Regions from separate parts of the Homo sapiens genome. Here regions 1 and 3 are each linked to region 2. The links are chromatin loops, found by intact Hi-C in ENCODE. Cell type or tissue: GM12878. All regions are shown on one strand. Each heading gives the region's core, and the rest is flanking DNA. Links, peaks and the distances in the headings are about the cores only.

Evidence for each region. Hi-C counts contacts between places; a loop is a spot of excess contacts. Peaks named below come from ENCODE experiments on the same cell type or tissue, not always from the same donor. Only the 100,000 strongest peaks of a DNase experiment are listed, where the experiment ranks them.
Region 1: it touches region 2 in a loop (6-fold over the local background); 8 of 110 quality-filtered maps call a loop at or near these places.
Region 3: a loop joins it to region 2, with 6 times the contacts of the local background. A loop is called at or near these places in 5 of 110 quality-filtered maps.

What each region holds. Positions count from the first base shown.
Region 1 is chr11:116,495,555-116,504,148 of GRCh38, forward strand. LINC02151 (long intergenic non-protein coding RNA 2151) reads right to left here and starts at 5,129. Exons shown (of 2, transcript NR_174967.1): 1 at 4,988-5,129; 2 at 1,345-2,176. RefSeq lists an enhancer at 3,647-4,339. In GM12878, for the core only: a CTCF peak has its summit at 4,023 (motif pointing left); no DNase peak of the experiment used is centred there; H3K27me3 peaks cover 637 bases.
Region 2 is chr11:115,332,161-115,337,160 of GRCh38, forward strand. The region is part of intron 1 of CADM1 (cell adhesion molecule 1); the gene reads right to left. LOC105369509 (a long non-coding RNA gene) reads left to right here and starts at 1,417. Exons shown (of 2, transcript NR_135108.1): 1 at 1,417-1,458. In GM12878, for the core only: a CTCF peak has its summit at 2,925 (motif pointing right); a DNase peak (open chromatin) is centred at 2,916; H3K27me3 peaks cover 192 bases.
Region 3 is chr11:116,074,199-116,082,792 of GRCh38, forward strand. LOC105369513 (a long non-coding RNA gene) reads right to left here and starts at 6,861. Exons shown (of 6, transcript XR_948056.2): 1 at 6,690-6,861; 2 at 6,464-6,604. RefSeq lists enhancers at 1-83, 214-263. In GM12878, for the core only: a CTCF peak has its summit at 4,009; no DNase peak of the experiment used is centred there.

The DNA.
Region 1 (8,594 bases), core at 1,882-6,881, 1.2 Mb after region 2:
TCAAGTGGTCAGGCAGGATGTTTCTCCCGGTCCGAACCCCTGTGAAATGTTTCACTTTGACCAAGGTCTGCAAAATAGCAGGGAGCTTACAAAATGGTACAGTTTGGACTGACACCTCCTACCTTTCTCTGTATTTGCTGCTTCATCATCCATTACCCTCCAGCCCACCATCCAAAGTTTATCAAGGGAAGTATGAATTCAGTCAATCAGCAAATATTAATTGAGCTGATAGACTGAATTGGCTGAATTTATGTAAATCACCGTGTTAGGTGCCATGGGGAAAATAAAAGGCAAAAATTTTATTGCTGATTTCAAACAACTTGCCCCAAAGGAAGACCACATGTGAATACATGAAGAGGTAGTGGGTTAGTTTAGGGGCCCAGCAGTAAAGAGTGTAAGCACTTCAGAGGCTCTGGAAAGGGAGAGCTCTTTGCTTGCTGGGCTGGCCAGAGAAGGTAAAAAGAGTATCTTTTTTTCTCCCAACTGTGGTTAAACACACACACACACACACACAGAATGTACTGTCTTAACCATTTTTGAGCATACAATCCAGCAGTGTTAAGTATCTTCTCATTGTTGTGCCATGTATCTCCAGAAATTTTTCATCTTGCAAATCTGGAACTCTATACTCCTCCCCGTAACCCCTCCCTCAAACCCCTGGCAAACACGATTCTACTTTCTGTTCCTATGAATTTGACTCCTCTAAGTATCTCATATAAGTGGAACCATATGACATTTGTCTTTTCCTGACTGGTTTGTTTCACTTAGGATAATGTCCTCAAGGTTTATCCCTGTTGCACCATGTAGCAGGATTTCCCTCCTTTTTCAGGCTGATAATATTCCATTGTGTTTGTAGACCACATTTTGTTTACCCATTCATCCATCGATGGATATGTGAATTGCTTCCACTTCTTGGCTGTCGCGAACGCTGCTGCTAAGCGGGCGTGCAAGTATCTCTTTAATACCTTGCTCTCAATGCTTTTGGATGTATAACCAGAAGTAGACTTAATGGATCATATGGTAATTTTATTTTTAACTTTTCAAGGGATCGCCACTGTTTCCTAAAGTGGCTGTACCATTTTCCATTCCCACCAAAGTGCATAAGGGTTCTGATTTCTTCACATCGTCACCAACACTTGTTATCATTTATTTATTATTATTTTTTTTTACAGTAGCCATCCTAGGGGGCGTAAGGTGGAATCTCACTGTGGATATGAGTTGCATTTCTCTAATGATTTGTGATGTTGAACATCTTTTCATATGCCTGGTGACCAATTGTGTATCCTCTTTGGAGACATGTCTATTCAAGTCCTTTGCCAATTTTTAAATCCAGTTATTTGATTTTTTGTTGTTGAAAAAGGAAAACATACCTTGAGCTGAATTTGAAGACAGAAAAAGGTCTGGATAGGTAGAGTCAGGCTCTTGTTGAGCCAGGAGTCAAATGACCCAATCAGAAGGCATTAAGGAAGGTGAATCTGGTGTGCTGTGTGGATAAGATGGGCAATGAGTGCAGGCAAGGTCTTCAAACCAAGATTCTCTGGCTCCTTGTTGAGGATTTGGAGAGGCCAAGGGCCTCAGACTTGCATAGCCAGCTTAGCTAAACTAAACTTTTGCAGTTAAAGCAGACATGGTTTCCTTGTTACGGTCACTACTCAAGCCGATCCCTTAAAGGGAGAGGGGTCTTGGCCTCCACTGTCACCCCAAGTGACTGATGGGGCAGTCCTTTACATTTCTAGTGTCATTTCTAGTTTATCTTCTGGTGTTATTTTTTTATAGCCTCCAAGTGATTGGCACCTTGGCCCTCTCCCTACCTCCTACTGGCCTGCTATGGCCAGGGCAAGAGCCCAGAGGGTAATAGGGCTGATGCAGTGACAGGGCCTCAGGTGATGGGGCAAGATCAGCCTGGCACACATCCTGCCACATCCTTGAGACGCTGGGTTGCACACTGCCCTGACTCGAGGGCTACCCCTCCAGCCAATGGATTTTATGGGCCTCTGTCTCCACTGGAAGCAGGAGAGAATCCAGGTCTGTCAATGCTGAGATCTCTTCTGAGTGCCTGCTGTTCCATGTTTCCCACCTGGCGAAACACTCATCAAATGAGTTTTGTTGGGTGGGGAAATGCTCCTGATACACTGTCACCAACTAAGCCACAAAACAGTATTACTGCATGAGACTCCTATTAAAAGACAGAGATAAAGAGACAGTGAGAAGGGGAAGGACAGGGAGGTGATACACCTCAGATATAGTAGCTGCTTCTAGGTAGTGGAATATGGATGAATTTTTGTTCTTTGTGCTTTTCTGTATTTTCCAAATTTTTGAACATGAATATGTATTACTTTTGTAATCAGAGAAAAGGACAGCACATGGTAATTTTTAAAAAGCCTTTGTTGGGCTTTATGCTCACTTGGGCTTGGTGCCCTTGTGGATTCCACACAGAAAATTGTAGGGTCCTTGACCCTCAGAGCTTCTCATCCCAAATACACCTGCTGCTCTGCCTGAAGGGTCCAGAGACAGTCCTGGGGAGCCACAGAACAGCCCTTCACACCTAACCCCTCAGAGCAAACAAAACAGCCTGGAGTGGAGGCACCAGGCATAGGGTGAAAAAGGATGGAGCCAGAAAGGGAGGTGGGCATTCCTGGGGACCTAGGGTCACCTTCATCTCTTCTTTAGTCAATCCAGAAAGCCCTCAGCCTTTTGGATGAGACAGCAATTAGAAACTAGAAGGGGCTAGCCTTGCAGATGAGGCTGAGAGGAGCCCAGCGTGGGCTCATCAGAGTGTGCAGATGGCCACCCCAGCATGGCCTGGCTCCTCATGGCCATTCCTTGCTGGAGAAATCCCCATGTTTTCAAGGACTGACTCTCCCCCGATAGAAATCGGCTTGGTAAGGGAACCGGAATGGGTTTAGCAAGGCAGAGAGGAGGCTGAAAGACAGTATCTTGATTTGAATCGGTGGTATAAAAACCGGCAAGTCTGGGATTCTAACATCAGCCATTTCCCTTCCTACCCCAGGAGGGGAAGCATCATGGGTCCTAAAGATAGCCCCGTGGGAGAAAAGGGGCCTTCGAGGCTGCATGAGGCAAGGATAGAGATAAAGTCCTCCCTCTGCACTGCCCCTTAGAAGATAAGGTGGGCTGCTGCTGGTTTACGCATAAAAGCTGCACGTTATAACCATAATCCTGGGCATTTATAGAGCACCTTTCCTGCTCTCTAAGAGCTTTTATGTACCTCATCTTATTAGACAGGGGGGAAACTGAGTTTCAGAGGAAAAAAAAAAAGCAGCATGCCCAAGGGCATAGAGTAGTACAGCCAGGACTGCAGCCTGGGGCTCCAGACTCCCGAATCAGGCTTCTTTCCCAAGACCAGCTGAGTAATTTACACACGTCCACTCATGTTTCTGAGCTCCAGGGGACCCTGCCCAGGGAACGGGGTGCCTGTGTTCTGGAGATGTTGTCTGAAAGCCCAGATTCTCTCTGATTTCACTCCTAGCCCCAATACCTCCAAGTTGCCCATCTTATGTCATCAAGTTTGAACAAATCCACTCCTTACAATCTGAAAGACGTGGTTGGCCAGGCAAGGTGACTCACACCTGTAATCCCAGCGCTTTGGGAGGCTGAGATAGGTGGATTGCATGAGCCCAGGAGCTCACAACCAGATTAGGCAACATAGCGGACCCTGTGTCTACAAAAAATACAAAATTAAGCCGGGCACGGTAGCTTGTGCCTATGGCCCCAGCTACTCAGGAAGCTGAGGTAGGAGGATCCTTGAGCCCAGGAGGTAGAGGTTGCAGTGAGCCGAGATGGCACTACTGCACTCCAGCCTGGGAGACAGACCGAGACCCTGTCTCAAAAAAATAAAAATAAAACAAAAGACACGGTTCTGAGGTCCTCAAGAAGAAATCCCTGACGGGGTTCCTGTCTGCCTACAAGCCCAAGAGGATACCTGCATAACCGGCCTGCGCGAGCCTTCTGGGCGCCTCAGCTTGAACAAAAGACGCCTTTGCGAACATTAGAATAGGGCGCCCCCTCCTGGCGGATGAATTAGAAGGCAAGGCCCTCAGGCTGGCTGTGCGCCCTCAGGTCCAGTGACTTCAGCTCTCTCCCAACCCAGGGGCGGGCCCTGTGCAGGGCATGCAAGGGGCTTCACCCCCAAGCACCAGAAACGCCCAGAAAGCCACCCCAGGGCTGTCTCCCCATCCTCCCTCCCTGTGCGCACACACTATTTTCTTTCAAGCTTTCCACCTGGTTGATCAGGAAGGCTCCTCACCTCACACCCCGCCCCTTGCCAATGGTCTGGATTGGATTTCCAACTCCCTATGTAGAGCTGATGAGGTCTCATTCCCACGGGGAACCAGAGCACTTTCCTCCTTCTCTGCCACCCCCACCCACCCCCCTTGGAGAGCTCCTTTATGCTCTATTTTTAGTTTCTTGATTGCAAGTGAGAAGTCGGAATCAGAGAACGTCGGGAAAATGCAGCAGGAACCAACCCTGAGAAATGGACAGCAGCATGGGGAGGGAGCAGAGGGGCCCATGGGAGGGGGAGCCATGGCACCCCGAGAGCCTCCAGCCCCAAACTCACTGGTGCACAGGAAGGACCCGGGCGTGTTCTCCGTCCTTCTCCAGGCCAGCAGGGAAAGGGGTCTGGAGGAAGGCCACAGAGCTGGAAGGCCCTCTAGAGGCCTCCTAGCCCAGCCTGCTCCTTTCCAGAGGAGGAAACTGAGTCATGCAGCTGGGCAGTGAGTGGCGGGGCCGCAAGAGGTCCCCTGATTCCTGAGGCATCTTTCTGTGGTTCTGCACAAGGAGGTCCCACAGCTTGGCCGGGAGCATGTCCCCCTGACTCCTCCTCAAAGCGGATGTCACCTCCATACCATCCTGAACGCCAAGACCCAGACGGGCCTCTCTGACAGCCCAGCCCGGCCCGGCGCAGGCCACAGTCACCCCCACAGCCTCCCGGCCACCTTCGAGTTGCCCAGTGCTCACTTTCCCTTACCCGCAGAAGTCGGCGGTGGCCCATGCATCACCTCCCTCCCGAGCAGAGACAGAAACACTCGGGGCCAGGAGCGCTCCCCCCACGAGCCGCCGCACTCCCTAAATGAATGAACTGGCTGCTCCAAAACCGCGGCGCAATTGGCAGTTATTGCTGGCAGTTTATCAGTATTAACTGATTAGGCCCGGGATGATGGATCCCCTGTCTCGCAAAGCCCGCCGCCCCACGAGCCGCGCCCCACCCTCAGCCGCCCCCAGGCAGCCTGCACGACCCAGCTCCTGGAGGCGCCCGGGCCCGCATCAGCCTCCGGAAGGCCCCGGCCCCCGCGTGCACCCGCTCCCACTCCCCACGGGCCCCTCCCTGTAAAAGAGACACATTTAAATAAATAAAACAAAATTCAAATGAGGACACTAAATCTCCCCGGCGTTTAATTGATGATCATTATGCTTGGGAACCTAAACTCTTTTAATTTCACTGCAGTGCAGGGAGATGAATTATAGAATTACAGTCGCCAATTATCAATCACGCCTTTGCTCTGCGTCTCTTGGCTGCCCAGCCGGCTCACCCTCCCTCTCGCAGGCCGGGGGTTGAAGAGGCGGGATAATAGCCTTGGAAACAGAAGCTCAGCGGGGGAGAGGGGAACGAACCCCAGGTTTCGAGATGCCCGGTTTCTCTCTCTCTCTGTCACCACCTCCTTCCTAATATGCCACCTTTGCCACTTCATTTAACAAAAAGAAAATAATAAACAGCAGCAGAGAAAAGAAAACCCTTTTTCATTTAGAGCTTGGCGTTTAATTCGTTTTGTTCAGGGTAAGATGGGCTGGTGGCTTCAGTCCCCATACTGGGCAGGATTCCAGTAGCAACTACTGCCCCCACCCAAGCAGCTGCAGCCCAGTCCACCTCGCTGCAGGGCACTGGAAGGAGGATGCTTCAGAGGGGCCCAAGCAAGCTTGAGTGCCACCCCGCACACAGGGCTGGAACCCCAGCTTCCACCATCAGGGACTGATTCCGTTGCCCTCTCCTTCCTGTCCTTTACTGTGAAAATAATAATAATAATTTGAATAATAATTTCCACCAAAGCTGTGAATGATTTGCATTTGTATAGTGCTCCGCAATTTACAAAGTGCTTTCATGTGCATTATCTCATTTGATCCTCCCGATAATCCTGAGAGAGGTCGGTAGAGCAGGTATTCTTGTTATTCAAACGTTTATTCATTCATTTGACTAACATTTATTGAGTTTCTACTTTATGCCAGGCCCTGGGGATATAAAGACAAGAAAAAAGGTGGGCTCCTTCCTCAAGGATTTGCAATCTGTTAGCGAGAGCCTACTAAGTGAGGCCTAGGGACAAACGGTTCCACTTCACAGGGGAGGGACGGGAGGCTGGGAGGGGCCCAGCAAGCTGACCACAGTTGTGAGTGACAGGGCCAGATCGGCCCCCACATTTGCTGCATATGGCTCTAAGTATGCGCTTTCCATCTACGTTATTATGTTGTCACCATTGTCTTCATCTCATCTATTTTTTTAAAGTACCCACATAAATTCATTTCTAGCCAAAAATACATACTCATGGGTAAACAGTTGTAGGACAGGAGAGAAAAGTTTGGGAGCCTCTGACACCAACAAATCTCTCAAGGCCAAGTGCATTCCCACTATGTAAAGGGAGATGAGGGGTGCGCGAGCACCAGATGCCTGGGTCCTCCCTGCACACCTGGCACCTGAGGTTCCTTCCTGGGATTTTGCTTTGAAAATTCTGGTCAAGTTTTCATGGTTGATTGATTGGTTGGTTGACTGATTTGTTGTTTGTAATACTGTTTTATTCCAAAAAGGATTCCAGGTGGACCAAGAGTATGCATTCTCTCCTAGAGGAGTCAGAAGGATAAACGCGGTTTGCCCACCTGTCAATCACTGCTCTATTCACTTACCAGACCCATCCCCACGTTTAGTCTATGAATGGAGGCCCAGTGTTTGCAGTCTGACTCTGGTCCATGGCTTCTTAATCACCTCAGACCCTCTGCCCGCAGGGTCTAATGGGGGTAGAATTAACCTTGGCCAGGTCACTTAGCTCAGCCCCACTGCAAAGAGGCTGGGTCCTCAGAGTCCCTGAGCTAGTGACCCAGGCAAGGAAGCACAGAGCTAGGGGACACTCGGCAGAGCCAGATCATCGTCTTCACCTCTTTCTGCAGAGCTAAATACCTCCAAGAGGAGGTCCTGCAGGGATCACAGCCTGGGTCAGAGCCCACCGGTCTGCCTGGCCAAAGCCAGGACAACTCTATCCTGTCACCAGCTGGCTTCCCTGGGCTCTAGGCCACTGGCCTCCAGCCATGGGCCAGGCACCCAGCCATGCCAGGGAGCCAAGCAGCCCTGGCACTGACAACCCTGTAACATTCTCGTAGGTCTTGGAAGGCTGAGATGGAACCAGGACACTCTGTCGAAAATATGTCTCCATCCTTAGGTAGGGAAGGCCTACCAACCATTTCCTAGCCCTGCGGCCTTCCTTCCAAACCACATCCCACACCACCACCTGTCCCTGCCCCGTGCCTGGTCCCACAAGGACAGGGGAAGCTTACCCTTCAGCTTCTGCCACCTCCAGACCTCCTGCCCTCCTTTCACATCATTTTGCACTCATGTTTAACTTTGTCCTTTTATACCTCTCCAAGCCCTGCCTCTTATGCTCCATCTCCAGCCCTGCCTTCAAAACCCACTTCAGCTATCACCTTCTCTGAGAAGCCCTCCTAACTACGCCACCACCATTACCAAACCAGAGTTCATTTCTGCCTCCTCTGTGTGTCCTGGGTGTCTTGCACAAGCTTCATTCAGTTAGTCTCCCTACCATGAATTGCAGGGCAAGTAATCTATCTACACATCTGCTTCTCCTCTGTGCTGTCACTGCCTTCCAGGCAAGGCCTGTTTCTGTAATTATTGCATCTCTAATACCTGCTACAGCACCTCACCCACAATAGGGCCTCAACTAACATTCACAGACCCGAAGCCCTGTCCTGGGGTGACCAGCTCAGCCTGGTTTGCCCAGGACTCCCTCACTTTTAGCAATGAAAGTCCTACATACTGAGAAACCCCTCAGTCTCTGGCAAACTAGGATGGTTGGTGCCCCTCCTCTGTGCCCTTCACTTGGAGCTGAGAGTTGGAGTCCTCGAGTAATGTGAGACCTGTCTGCAAGGCTGTTATCCAAGTCCATGATGACTTCGGGGCAGGGTGAAGCACCTCTAGGCATAGTTTCCACCATACAGGCCTGAGCATCCAGAGAGTTCCAGAATGGATTCACATGACTCAGACTTCTTCAGAAATGGAACACTTTGGAAGCCATCTGGGATAGGAAACGGAGGCCTGGAAAAATGGAAAATGGCCTACCCACGATGGCACTGGAAGACGGAAAGACACAGCAGAGTGACAGCAAGGATACTAGACTGGGAGTCCCAGGACTTATAGGCCCAGCTCCACCATGACACAAGCTGCCTTCACCCCTGAGAAAAAGAATACAATGGGCAGATGTGGCCCGCCTGCCTCCATCCAGGCAGGGCGAGGGGAACTAGCAGTTAATGAATGAATCCTCCGCTCTGTGGCACAAGCTCTCCACTCATTATTTTATTGA
Region 2 (5,000 bases), core at 1-5,000:
GATTCGAAGAGAGTTGCCAGCCTCTTCCCTCCCCTATCTTCCCATACTGGAAAACAAGGACAGAACAAGGAATGGAACAAGGAATGGAAGAGAAGACAGGTTGAGGAGAAACATGGATGGGGCAGGTAGAAGTTAGAAGGCTATTTCAAAGAGGAGACTAATAGAGTTTGAAATATTCAAAGTGGAGCAGATCTATTAGGTGTGGCATGTGTGTGCACAGCCAAAGTGAAATGAAGATGAAGGTCATTTTAGTTGAGGGATTTAAAGAACTACGAGATCTGGGTATTAGTAAAGCCATCAAAAGGAATGCTCTACTTACTGAGGATTCTGCATTGAATCACTGAGGGAAAAGTCAGCTGATCTTAAAGCAACCACGGTCCCAGAAGTGTTATTAGGGAGGTGAGGTGCAGCAGGGGTGGTGAGAAGTATGTAAAGTTGGAATGGTATGGCACTTACATATGCTCGATAACGTGTCAATTTCCACATCTAAGAATGGAGAAGATCATATTGATTATAGGGGAGTACCCTTAACCCATCCTTTGCTTGACGCCTCCACTGAGCAGAAGGTAGATTAGAGTGGTATGACTGATTTTTGTAAACTTCATAAATTTAAAGTCCTTGAGAAATAAAAATATAAATAATCTGATAGTAAATGAAGAGGGTTAAAAAATATATTTAATCCCTACTTGTCAACCCAGGAATACAGAGAATGGGGGGAAAAAAGCGATGTTCCTGGATCTCCCTGCGCTTCCCTAAGACCATCACTCCAGCCAAACACTAGCTGACATTTTCTCCCCAGGAACTCTTCACTTCTCACTCTATACACCCTGTGCGAGGTCCTCCTCACCTCACCAGTCCCAGACTAGAACGTCCAATTGCTTACTGGTCTTTTCTCCCTGATGTCCCATCAGTTCTTCAAAATCAAAGCTGTTTAGCAAATTCCTCCCCTCTTTTCCAATCTGACTGCAACAAACTCAAGGCCAACCATCTTTTCTTACCTGATTTTCCCAATGGTGTCCTAATTAGCCTCCTACTCCCCTAAAACATCCTCTACACTACCACCAGGGCAATCTCTCTAAAGGACGATCTGATCAGATCACTTCCTCACTTAAAACCCTCAAAGGCTCCCAGTGCCTACAGGATGAAGCACAAAACCACTTAAGCTCTGAGTCATGCTCTTCTGTTGAGAGATCGAGAGAGAAAGAGAGAGAATGCCCAACATGCCTCCCTGAAAATCATTGGGAGGATCAAATAAAAATGTATGGAGAAGCACTTTCAAAACTATAAAGCTTATCTAGTGGTTCTTAGTCTTTATGAGATCACAATCCCTTTGGAGAGTCTGATAAAAGCTCTGGAGTTTTCTCAAAAACACACATCCACCTACATGTAAAATTTGGCATCCAATTTCAGAGCATCCATGATTCCTCAAAGACAATCTTGACCAACAACCTTACTTAGGTATTTTATTATTTTCACGTTGGTATATAGAATGGGAGTCGGTATCATCTTGATAGCATTTCCAGCCTTACAAACAAGCAAGCAGCTCTACTGTGGGCAGTAACATTATTCATGAAGATGTCTAAAATATTCATCAGCAGAGTCACTGGGCACATAGTAAATATAGGCAGAAAATTAGTACAGTAGTTAGCGTATAGGCTCACAGTCATTTCATCAGAGTGCAGCTGTCCCTACACACAACTGTTAGAAAAGAACAGGTTATTTTGAAAACAATCAGCTGAATTGAGTCAAAAAACTGACCAGTGGGCCTTCATTCTAACTGAATGAAAACGAAGTGAGGTTCCTTCCTTTTCATACAGCTCATGGATGCAAAAACACAAGCTATGCCATAGCATAAATGTTCATTATGCATGAGCCTGTTTCTTGCAGCTGCATCTCTCATGACTTGGCTAAGGCTGTATTTGTCTATATGTCCTTCTACATGTTTGTGCATATTTACACTGTGTATTTTAGTGCTCAAGAAAGCAGAAGGCAAGGAACAATGTTTACTCTGCATGTTTGTACAGGACACATCACACAGAACTACAGTGATGTAGTATTTAAGGGCAGCAAATTCAAACTCTTCACCAGAGTGTGGACCTAAACTCCACATCATAAAGAATTGATCACATTTCCCTTTAGAAAGAAGAATATTATCAGCCAAGTTTCTGGTATCAACCAATGACTAAACCTTAAGTCAATCACAAGTGATGATACAGTAGTCCCCCCCTTATCTGTAGTTTTACTTTCTATGGTTTCAGTTACCCTGGGCCAATGGGGGTCTAAAAATTGATGAGTACAGTACTCATCAATTGATGAGTACCCCATCAGGTGATGGAGAGACCACATTCACATAACTTTTATTACAGCATATTGATATAATTGTTTTATTGTTGTTGTTAATCTCTTATTGTGCCTAATTTATAAGTTAAGCTTTATCATAGGTATGTATGTATAGGGAAAATAGTCTGTATAGGGTTCAATACTATCCTCAGAATCAGACATCCACTGGGGATCTTGGAATACATCCCCTGAGAATAAAGGGGGACAACTATATGCCACCAGAATATCACCACAAACATTTATCAGTGTTTTGAACAGTAAATACACATTCGAGTAGTCTATAACATCACATACAAAGGGGCTCAGTGTAATAGGAAATATACACACTGAACATAAAAACTAAATGTGTTCTTAACAGAAGACTGGCCCCAAACCAATGTCAGCCCTTTAGAAATATGCATTTAATTAACTGTTTTTTGCTTACCTTCTGAAAATTAATATTTTTGGCACATATATTTTAAGACATAGCCCTTGGAAATCTGAACTTATATCTTTCTCTTGATAAATTTCCAACAAGTAGTCATTAGAAATCACTCCAAGTCCTTAAAGATGAGCTTTTCAAAAATACTTGCATTTCCCTATTTTGTCACAAGATGGCAATCTCATGCACTGGTAAACCATAAAAATTCATAGGAAAATTTAATTTTACCACGTCAGGGGTGTGGTTCTCAAAGTTCATAATGTCAGGATCACTTTAAACTCTTAAAAATAAAACTGATAATATTTTTTAAAGAATCTTATGAATCCACTTAATAAACCCATCGCGTGTTAACACAAAGGACATGTTTTTGTGAAAATAACTACATTTTCCACAGCAAAAAAATTAGAAAAGAATTTTGCAAATCTAAAGTTTGGCTTAATAGAGAACAATTGGCTTTTCACATTTGCTTCTTCATTCAATCTGTTGTGATCCATTGTTTATGTTGAAGTATATGGGAAATAAAATAGCCTCATGTATATATATAGTTGTAAAAGGAAAAGTATTTTAATAGTCTTTTCAGATAATTATGGTTTTATTCTCCTTTGATACTATACCAAAACTCAACAAGTGGTGGCTTCTTCATGGTTAAATTGGATTGTGGAATCTGAAACCACATCAAAGAACTTCTCATACTCTGTCACATTAAAATTCATTAGTCAATCCTGCACTTTGAATGGATCTTTTAGCCACTCATGATGTTTTAAAATCATGCACTGGTCATTTGGAAAATATTAGTTCACTGAGTTATGCAGCACTCTTCCAAATGGTGACACATTTCATTATTCAGTATCAAAAAAGTCACATTCATTAGTATCACCACCAATATCATAAGAAAAGTCAATGGTTCATTAGGAAGCTGTCAAGTTCACAGAGGAAGATGCAAGTTTTAAAAAATTCACATTTCCACTTGAAATCTTTAATTTTATCACTGACAACAATGTCCATTGTTTCTCTTAAAATGACAGGCTCACTGCTTTCCAGAAAATGTCTGCCAAATACGCGTCTGAATAACTATAGTTTAACTCAATCTCCCCAGTCTTCTTCCTTGAGACAAGTATGTAGCAAAAATGCTTTATTTGTAATTCTCCTTCACACAAACTATTTTTAAAAACATGTAACTCAAGGTCAAGCTTTCATAAAATTAATAATTTTTACTGCTTCATCAGGGATATTCTTTTTTACTGTATGTGGAGGTGAAGAATACAATGACTTCTAGGACAGTTTAGTGCCACTAACTCGATTCAGGCTAAGGCTCCCACAACTTTCCCCACCATTGCTTTTGCACCATCAGAGCAAATGTCAACACACCCAAAAAAGGCAATTACGTCTTAGTATTATGAGAACAGTTTTCATCTCATCGATCCCTCAAAAGGAATTTGGGAGCCTCCAAGGATCCATGGACTGCACTTTGCGAAACATGCTTCAGAGGTTATAAAAGACTTTCAATTTATGTCAGCATTTAAAAATAAAACCGACTGCCACATTTGCAGAAAAAGAACAAGTGGGAACTCCTAATACAGTAAAACCTCTATTACTAAAACACTTGGTTAATGAGTACCCTTATTTAATTTTCTGATTAACTCTTCAATTATACCTACTCTTGGTTTCTACCCTTTCTGAAAAAAATTTAATTAATCAGAACCAAAATAAGTCAGGAAACACTAGATTTAAGTTCTTTCCTGATGTGTTTGTTCACAATTTAATCCTTTTAAAAGGATTACTAGATTTCACAGCCAGAATTAGAAGCACTGTCATTTCACAGTAGTAAGGTTAAAAATAAGTATGAGTGTTTTTCCAACTTTTTCTTAAAGAAGTGGAACATTAGTTAACATTTTACATGGCATCTCAAGATGAAAAAAAATTAAATTGAACTTATTCTGTCTGGTTGAAACATACTCTGTTGCTGTTATTATTAGTAACCGTTAAGTAAGTACTGACTATATATTTGAATTTGTAAGAACTTTACATAAATTACCCATTTCATTCAATCCTTACACATTTCAAAGATGCCATCTTCAAATTAACCTTATCACCATTTTACAGATGAGGAAATTGAGGTACAGAGAATTAATTAATTAATGTTTCCACTAATACAACTAGTAAGTAGCTAAACTGAGTTTAAAACCAAGTCTGTCTAAGCTTGGCTGAGTCCAAAGATGAAATTCTTAATTCCCGGCTC
Region 3 (8,594 bases), core at 1,882-6,881, 740 kb after region 2:
TCCCTTTGTCCTCTTCTAGAGTTTCTGCATCACGCATTGGGGCTGGGAGATATGAGTGGGTCCAGGCTCTGCCCTCAGCTGTGGGGGTGGGGGACACTCTGCAGAGCCAGCCTTCACTTTATCCCCCTCACTTTTCCCTAATGAGATTATCTCGCCTCGCTGGAATCTGACTACCAGTCCCTCACATCATTCAGTTCTCTGCACAATATCACCTCCTCAGAGGCCTCCTTGACCGTTGCATCTAAAATAGCTCCCCTTCCCACTTCCAGCTCTCGCTGCTCTGTTTTTCTTCATAGCATGCATCACTGCTGTTATTGCAACACACCCTTTGTGTGTAAATATCTATTATCTGGCTGCCTCATTAGAATGAAAGCTAGAGGAGGGCGGGGACTGTGTGGCTTTGGTTCCTACTGAGCTGTCTATTCTCCATTTGCCCTCTGCCCCCTCCAGTCCATGCTCCACTCTTCTGCAACCTGCTGTGGCCCCAGGAGGCTGACCTCTGCCAATTGCACCTCCCACGCTCTCTTGATGACTGGTTCCTTGTTGGGTGTGTCCAGTGTGAGCATCAGAGGCCACTCCTTCCCTGCTTTGACACTGTGGATCTGGCAGGAGGGTCCTTCTACAGCTACAGCTGCTACAGCTCTTGCCAAACAGCCTCTCTTCCATGATTCCAGTGCTCATGGGCTCCAGTAGCTCCATTTCCCCTGGCTGTCTTGATATTGCAGGTTTCTGATCCTTTGCCATGCCTTTTTGGTCCCTTAGCCTGCTCATACCTTTGTAACTAGTTCCTTCCTTGGAGCCCCTTTATCTGGACTGTCTGAAGGGAAACATATCTCCTACTGAGACTTTGATATAGTTATGGTCCAGCACAACACATATTGCTGAGTGGATAGATAAATGACTGGCAGGTGCCCCAGATTGATGCCCAGGCTTGGCTATGGAGGATAGGAAGGAAGGCAAAAGAAAGCTCAAGGGAGATATGGGTGTCTCTAAATAGGACAACCCCAAAATTGTTTCCTGATCAAGAGCAGTACCCACATTTTTAAAGGTTATAAGTGGGAAAATTTTAATCTCCCTCAGTGGCCTGTTCTTATGACTCACATCTCTCCCTGATAGAGATTTAAGGTAGGATGGAGATGTAAATGGAGAGTGGCCAGGAAGATATCTTTCTAATGCCTAATCCAAATCCCTTTTATTATAGTTGGAAACTCCTTATTCTTGATCTAAAGATAAAAGTCACCTCTCCCTGTTACTGTTCTAGGAAATCATTATACTACATTAGCATGTAGTATTCTAGTATGTTAATATTTTAAATGGGAAGTGCAAAGAACACAGGATTTGAGTCCAGGGAAACTAGTGTCTCAGTTCTGACACATTATGCTGAGAGACTCATTTACCCTCCTAAGTATCTGTTTGTCACCCGTACAATGGGAGGGATGGTAAGCCTTGCGCAGCCTACCTCCTGCCCTGCATTTGTGAACACCAATGAAAAAACTGTGTAAATGGGAACATTCTGTATCCAAATATTAGCTGATGCATTGTCTTCGACATGTTTAATCTCAGGATCTGGGATTCTCCTAAAGTTCTGTTGTCCAAATTCTCCTAACACTGAACCAAATTCTTCCACGCCCCAGGTATATACATTACACACATTACCAAATTCTTGATAATGCATATACCTGGGGTGTGGAAGTGGAAAGGGGAGACCTCAGTTTCTCTTCTATGACCTTAAATGATTATGTTGGTGACTCAGCAGACCCAGGGAAATGGCAATCGGCTCAGGCAACAGCCTGGGTTAAGAGGCTTGATGTCACAAGAGGATCCTCTATACCCTCACTGGGAAACAAACTCCAATTTTCAGCTGCTGGCTGTCTGAAAAGCCCAGGTGCAAGAAATATTATTCATGGAGGATTATCTGAAGGACATGTAGCCCATCTACTCCTATAGGTACACTCGATTTTATCTCTGGATCAAGCCCGACGATCAGTGCTGTATATTTGGACCAAATGGTTTTCGCTCCTTGTGGAAGCAGATTTCCTAACTTGTGTTTAGGCATACTGATTTAAGTTTGCACTGAAGAAATCCTTCAAGGAAAGCCACGAGTCTAGCTATTACATTTAATGTCAAAATGGCACTTTAAAAATTGCCTATTAGATCTAGATGTCCCTTTTTGAAGTTCCACATGGGCAACTTCCCTTAGCTTCAGCTTCTCCAGAGAAACTGGTATAATTTTCACTAATAGACAATGCCAAATTTGCTACTGATGGCTTCCCCTTTGTCTTTGGTTGCTAGGAAGCTCAGACTTTATGACATGAATTTCTGTGTTCTAGCTAAGGTCTCCTATTCTTGTTCCTCCTTTATTTCGCTTCATCCCAATCATCAATCTCTATTTGTATCTTATTGTAGTATGTCATTATTACAAGCTATCTCAATTTGTTTTTGCAACTCTGTAAAAAAAAAAAAAAAGCGGTGGCTCAGAATATACAGAAAGATTGACAAAGTGGTCTGATCAGTGTAAACAAAACAAATGAATGTATGTATCAATTAAGAGATGGACACCAAAGACATTTCTTTATTAATTCGTCAGACATGCATTGTGATTTGCTGAATGTTTACTACAATACTAGGTCCTAGGATACGAAAGCAAATAATGTTCATTAATTCAACAAGTATATGTTGGGACTTGCCAGGTGATGGAAACATAGCAGGGAACAGCACATTTGCCCTCATGGTACTCACAGAATGGTGGAGAAGACAGGCAATTTAACCAAAACCTACCCTGAAGTGTGAGGATGTGGTTCAAGAAAGAAACTGAGTGAGTAGGAGCACCTAGTATGGAGGACTTAATTCTGTCTAGAGTCTGAGGGATGTTCCTGGGGAAGAGGCATACAAACTGATCTCTGAACAGAGACAATACATTTGGTAGGCAAAGAGGAGGAGATAGGGAATATCCCTGGAAGAAGGAACAACATGTACAAATGTCAGGAGACAAAGGGGCCATGCCAACAAGACAGTGGATAAACAAAATAGTATTTCATTGCATGTTTCATTCATGCGATGGAATACTACTCAGCCATAAAAAAGAGAAACTGCTGACGTATGCAATAGCTGGAGGACTCTCAGAGGTTACATACTGTATGATTCCATTTCTATCACATTTTTAAAAGAAAGCTATAGTGGTGGAGAGCAGATCAGTGCATGTTAGGGGCTAGGGAAGGGGGGCACAGTGTCACTACAAAGGGACAGCACCAGGGAGTCTGGGGGGTGATGGAATTGTTTCATGTTCTGATTGTGATGGCAGTATATACATCCTATGCGTGTTAAGACTCATAGAACTTTACGGCAAAAATTAAGTTAACTTCAGCACTGGCTAATTTAAAAAGTGAAATGTAAAGTCACAAAAGAAAAGTTCACCACTAAAGAGCTCAAAAAAGAAAATGAGAGTGGAGAATGGCAGGCAGTGAATTGCAACAGGATCTGCAATGCTTTGTTACTGAAAATTTTGAAGGAAAAAAATTCAGCCACGCCAAGGCCATGTTTGCATATGATCTCAATGGTAGTGGAGCCATGGAAGGATTTTTAAGTATGAGAACGACAGAATCAGATTTGCATTGGAAACAATCCCTCTGGCTGCAGTGTAGACCGTGGATTAAAGAGAGCCCCAGTGGTTCTGGGGAAGCCAGTGAGGGGTGGTTGGTGAGGTTCAGGTAGACAAAAAGATGGCTTAGAAGAGGAGGCAGAAGAGAAATGGCTTTGCACACAGCAGCCACCCCTGCGCAAGTCCAAAGGGAACGGCAGAGAAGGAGACAAGAGACCCTGGAGGGCCTGAGGGGCTGTGGAGGGTGGCCCTGGCCTCCCTGAGCAGCACTGTGGCATCTGCCTGTCTATCCAGAAGGCATATATGGGGCATCCCTTTCCTTGTCTGCCACTCAGGGTGGAAGCCCTTAGTTTTCCTTCTAGTTAGTTGGTACCATCTCCCCAGCTTTGAGTAACAGCGACCTCTTAGGGCTGAAAGGAAAGCAGGCACCAGCAGTGGGCCTAGCCTAGGAGAGGAAAAGCTGCCCACTCCAGAGCCTCTGAGCGACTTTTTTCTAATCCCCTTCATCCCCTTCCTCTCTGGGGCCAGTTTAAAGTTTGAGAGAGACAGGGGTGGGGTCCAAGGGCAGGGAAGGGAAGGAGGAAGGTGAGTTGCATTGTGTTTCCCCCCCAAGTCCTGCTGAGAAATGGCTTCCTAGCGCTTTATCTGCCCTGGATATCGGCTGCAAGGATCTTATCAAACTGTAATTACCCAGCCTGGGTCTGTGCTAATTGGTTCTCTAGAGTAAAGTTACCTCCAATCTGTGTGTTATGGGTGCACAGCGGGAAGTGATTTGAGCCACGGAGGCTGTCTGTGATGGTATGTCAGAATAGCTGTGGTGGCTGCAGGAACATGGAGCTGGGACCCAGCTTAGAAGGAAAGAATTGTTCCATGGGTCCCAATTCTAACCGAAAATGACCAGCCATCCTTATGTTATCTCGCTCCCAGGGACCTCTTAGGAAACAGTGAGAGCTCATTTTCCTCCATCTCAGAAAAGAGGGAAGAGGGAAGGAGAATGAAAAAGAAAACAGAAAAACCCTATTTAACCCTGTTGGCTTTCCTGGCTCCAATATTCTTGACAATCATCTCAAATTAGGGCCTCCAGCCACTATCTCATTTCCTCACCACCCACCTCTGTAATCTGACTTCTGCCTCAACCTGCAACAGAAATCCCATTTCCAAAGGCTTCCAAAGACTTGGGATAAAGGAATCTGAGGGTTGTTGAGAACCCACTAGGAAGATCACCTAGTCCTAGTCTCCTCTCCATGGTGGCCTCTCTAAGGAGAGTCTCATCCCCTGCTCTTACAGGCCCTCAACCATGCTCAGAATGGCTCAATTTGAAAGAATTTTTTATTTTTTAATATTGAGCCCAAACCTGTCTCCTTACAGTCCCATCCGCCCCTTGTGTGGCACTAAGCAAGCATAATATTTCTTCAGCTGTTTCCCCTAAAATATCAGCTGACAGCACTTCAGCTGTTTCCCCTAAAATATCAGGACACCACCACGCACTTTGTGTCTCAAGAAAAGACCTTGGGGCCAGGCGCGGTGGCTCACGCCTGTAATCCCAGCTCTCAGGGAGGCAAAGGCGGGAGGATAGCTTGAGCACAGGAATTCGAGACCTGCCTGGGCAATGTAGCGAGACCTCGTTCTCCACAAAAAGGAAGAAAAAAAAAAAAGACTTTGGGGATCACATGAGACCCTCCCTTCTTCACCTCATTCATGCATAGCTCATCCAATCAGCTCTCGGCTTCCAATCCACCCCTTCTCTCCACCTCAGCTGGCACTCCTCTGCCCAGGCATCAGCATCTGAACAAGATCACGCAACAGCCCCATTGGTCTTCCTGCTTCTTCACCCATGACACCCCACAACCAGTTCTCCACACAGCAGCCAGAGTAACTTATGTGTAATACATTTTTATTGTGGTATGCTAGATATAACATAAAATTTACTACTTTACCTATTTTTAAGTGTACAATTCAGTAAGTACCTCCCCATTGTTACGCAACCACTACAGGCAATTTCCAGAACTTTTGCATTACTCCACACTAAAGCTTTATAATCATTAAGTAGTAACTCCCCTACTCCATTTCTCTCCTCAGCCCCTTTTAACCTCTGATATACTTTTTGTGTCTCTGAATGTGACTACACTATGCACCTCATTTAAGTGAAATCATACAGTATTCTTTTTGTGTCTATTTCACTTAGCATCATGTTTTCAAGGTTCATTCATGTCAACCTATATCAGAGTTACATTCCTTTTTATAGCTGAATAATATTCCATTGTATGGATATACCAATTCTGTTTACTCATTCACCCGTTGATGGGCATTTGGGTTGTTCCTGCATTTTGGAATAGAAAATAGAAATTTCATCGTGTCCCTCTCCTTATTAAAATCCTCCATAGACTTCCTATCTTGAACTTACCATAAGTCTAAAACCCTTACTCTGGACTATATGACCCTATCTTAGATGGCACTGCCCATGTGAGAACCACCCTGACCAGCCTCCAGCCACACTGGATTTCTGTCTATTCCTTGAACAAGTCAAGCCTGTTCCTGAATCAGGGTCTTTGTACTTGAAGCTCCTGCCACCAAGACCCCTCTTCCCTCTGCTGTTCCTTCCTGTGGCTTGCTCATTGATGCATTCAGATTTCACTCAAATGTCACTTACTCTTCAAGTCCTTCTCTGACTGGAGCAGACTTCCAGCCTTTCCTACTACATCATGATGTTTTATTGTTATTACACACCCTGACTACCTGAGGTCTTCTTGTATGTTTATATGCCTCCCCAAATGGAGTGTCAGCTCTGTAAAAGCAGGAACTTTGCCTTGCTCACACCATCCCCTGTGCCAAGTACCGTGCCTGGTTCATATTCAAAGTCCATACCTGTTTGAAGCAGCTTTCATTCCTCTGCTGGTGTTTTATCTCATGATGAGTACTCCTTTCTTTGGACATTCTTTTAATTGGCCTTCCTTCTCACCATCTGAAGGTGCTACAGTGGGTCTGTGTACCTCCCAAAGTATACACCTGGAATGATGTGACATTCAGGTCTGAGGAGACTGTGTCTTTCCCAGACCAGTGCTTTTCAATCCTGAGAGTGCATCAGAATCACCTGAAGGGCTTGTTAAACTACAACTTGCTGGGCCCACAGCTGGGTTTGCTTTTCTAATGGGTTTCCAGGTGATGTTGATGCTGCAGGTCCGGGGACCACACTTGGAAACCACTGTGAGACTCTTCCTTCTACCATATCTGTAATGGTGTCCACTGATATCTCATCGACCCCAAAACTGTAGCCATTGGCCAGCCCAGATGGTTCCTCAGTGACTCATCCAATCCATGAGGTCACCTGAATCCTCACAATAACCTGATCTGGAGCCTGTCTCCTCTGTCTTCAGTCTCCTGAATCTATGGCACTGACACCAGCAGCTGCCCTTCCTTCTGGAACTCCCCTCCCAGGTGGTTCTGCACTATCCTCATTCCCCTGCTAAGTCTCTTGCTGCTCTTATGTATCGACTGGAGGCTCCTCTTCTTCTTTCTACCCCTTAAACATAGGTTTCCCCTCAAAGGAAAATCTGAGTTTCTTCTTTTAGAGAATAAATTCATTCTCCTGAATGTGTTTAACACTTTTATGAAGATGAATTCCAAATATCCATCCACAGCCCTGACCTTTCTCTGGAGCTCCAGATCCACTGTCCTCATAAAATCCAGTGTACAGCACCTGGGCATTGTCATCAGGCAGACTCAAGTTCAAATCTCACCAACCTCAGTGTCCTCAACTATAAAATGAAATTAATATCTTCTTCATCAGATGGCTGTGAGGGCTAAAAGAGATAGTATATCAAAAGCACATAGTGGCCAGGCACGGTAGCTCACACCTGTAATCCCAGCACTTTGGGAGGCCAAGGCAGGTAGATCACCTGAGGTCAGGAGTTTGAGAAGAGCCTGACCAACATGGTGAAATCCCATCTCTACTAAAAATACAAAAATCAGCCAGGTGTGGTGGCACATGCCTGTAATCCGAGCTACTGGGGAGGCTGAGGCAGGAGAATCACTTGAACCCGGGAGGTGGAAGTTGCAGTGGGCCGAAATCGTGCCATTGCACTCTAGCCTGGGTGACAGAGCGAGACTCCATCCAAGAAAAAAAAAGCACATTGTACACTACAGGAGCTTCACAGATGGTAGGTATCACTATAATTTAATTTATTCAGTTGACGTATTCAATATTTAAGTCTGTTAATTCCTCAGTCCCCACCTAGCACACGCCTTGGCACATGGTGGACAGGTGATAAACATTTGCTAAATGAATAAGTAAAATTCAGCTTAGCCCTAAATGAACATATCACTTGTTTGTTCCCACCCTGCTTTCCTGCTACATTTTTCTATTTTCTTGTCACTGCCACTCTATTCTTCCAGCTAGCCAGTTTCATGAATTTGTAGTCATTTTGACTCCATCATTATCTTTATACCCTAAATGCAAAACTATGTAGAGATAATAGTCATGATGCTCCCCACCTACAGCCTTTTCTGAGGCCCTGCCTAACAGTACCTGGCTTTTTCCATAATGTGACCCAGATTCTGGCCCCACCGCATCGTCACCACCACCATCAGACCATAGCAGATGGGACTAGGAGATGGCACCTGAGCCAAGACCTGGTGGCTGTTCCCATAATGTAACAGGTGCGAACACTGAGTCAATCAGATCCCCTCTGGTGGAAGTATGAAGAGGCGCATATTGAGCAGCTGAGTCACTTAGCAGTGGGTGGGCTGTGGGGTCATGGTTGATATGGAAAAGCTGGAATTATTGAGAGAGAGAAAAAAGTAAGTGATCATCGAAAGGCAATGGAAGAGAGAAGAGAGTGGAATAGCTATGGAGGGAGAAGGACTGATTCTAGGAACTGGAGAGAGAGAGAGAGATCAACCTTGCAGTCCAAGAGAGGAAAAAGACAGAGAAAGAGGACCTGGCCCCACAGATCTTCCTGGGTTTCTCAATGACTTTGAGGTTCGTTTCTAATTCCCA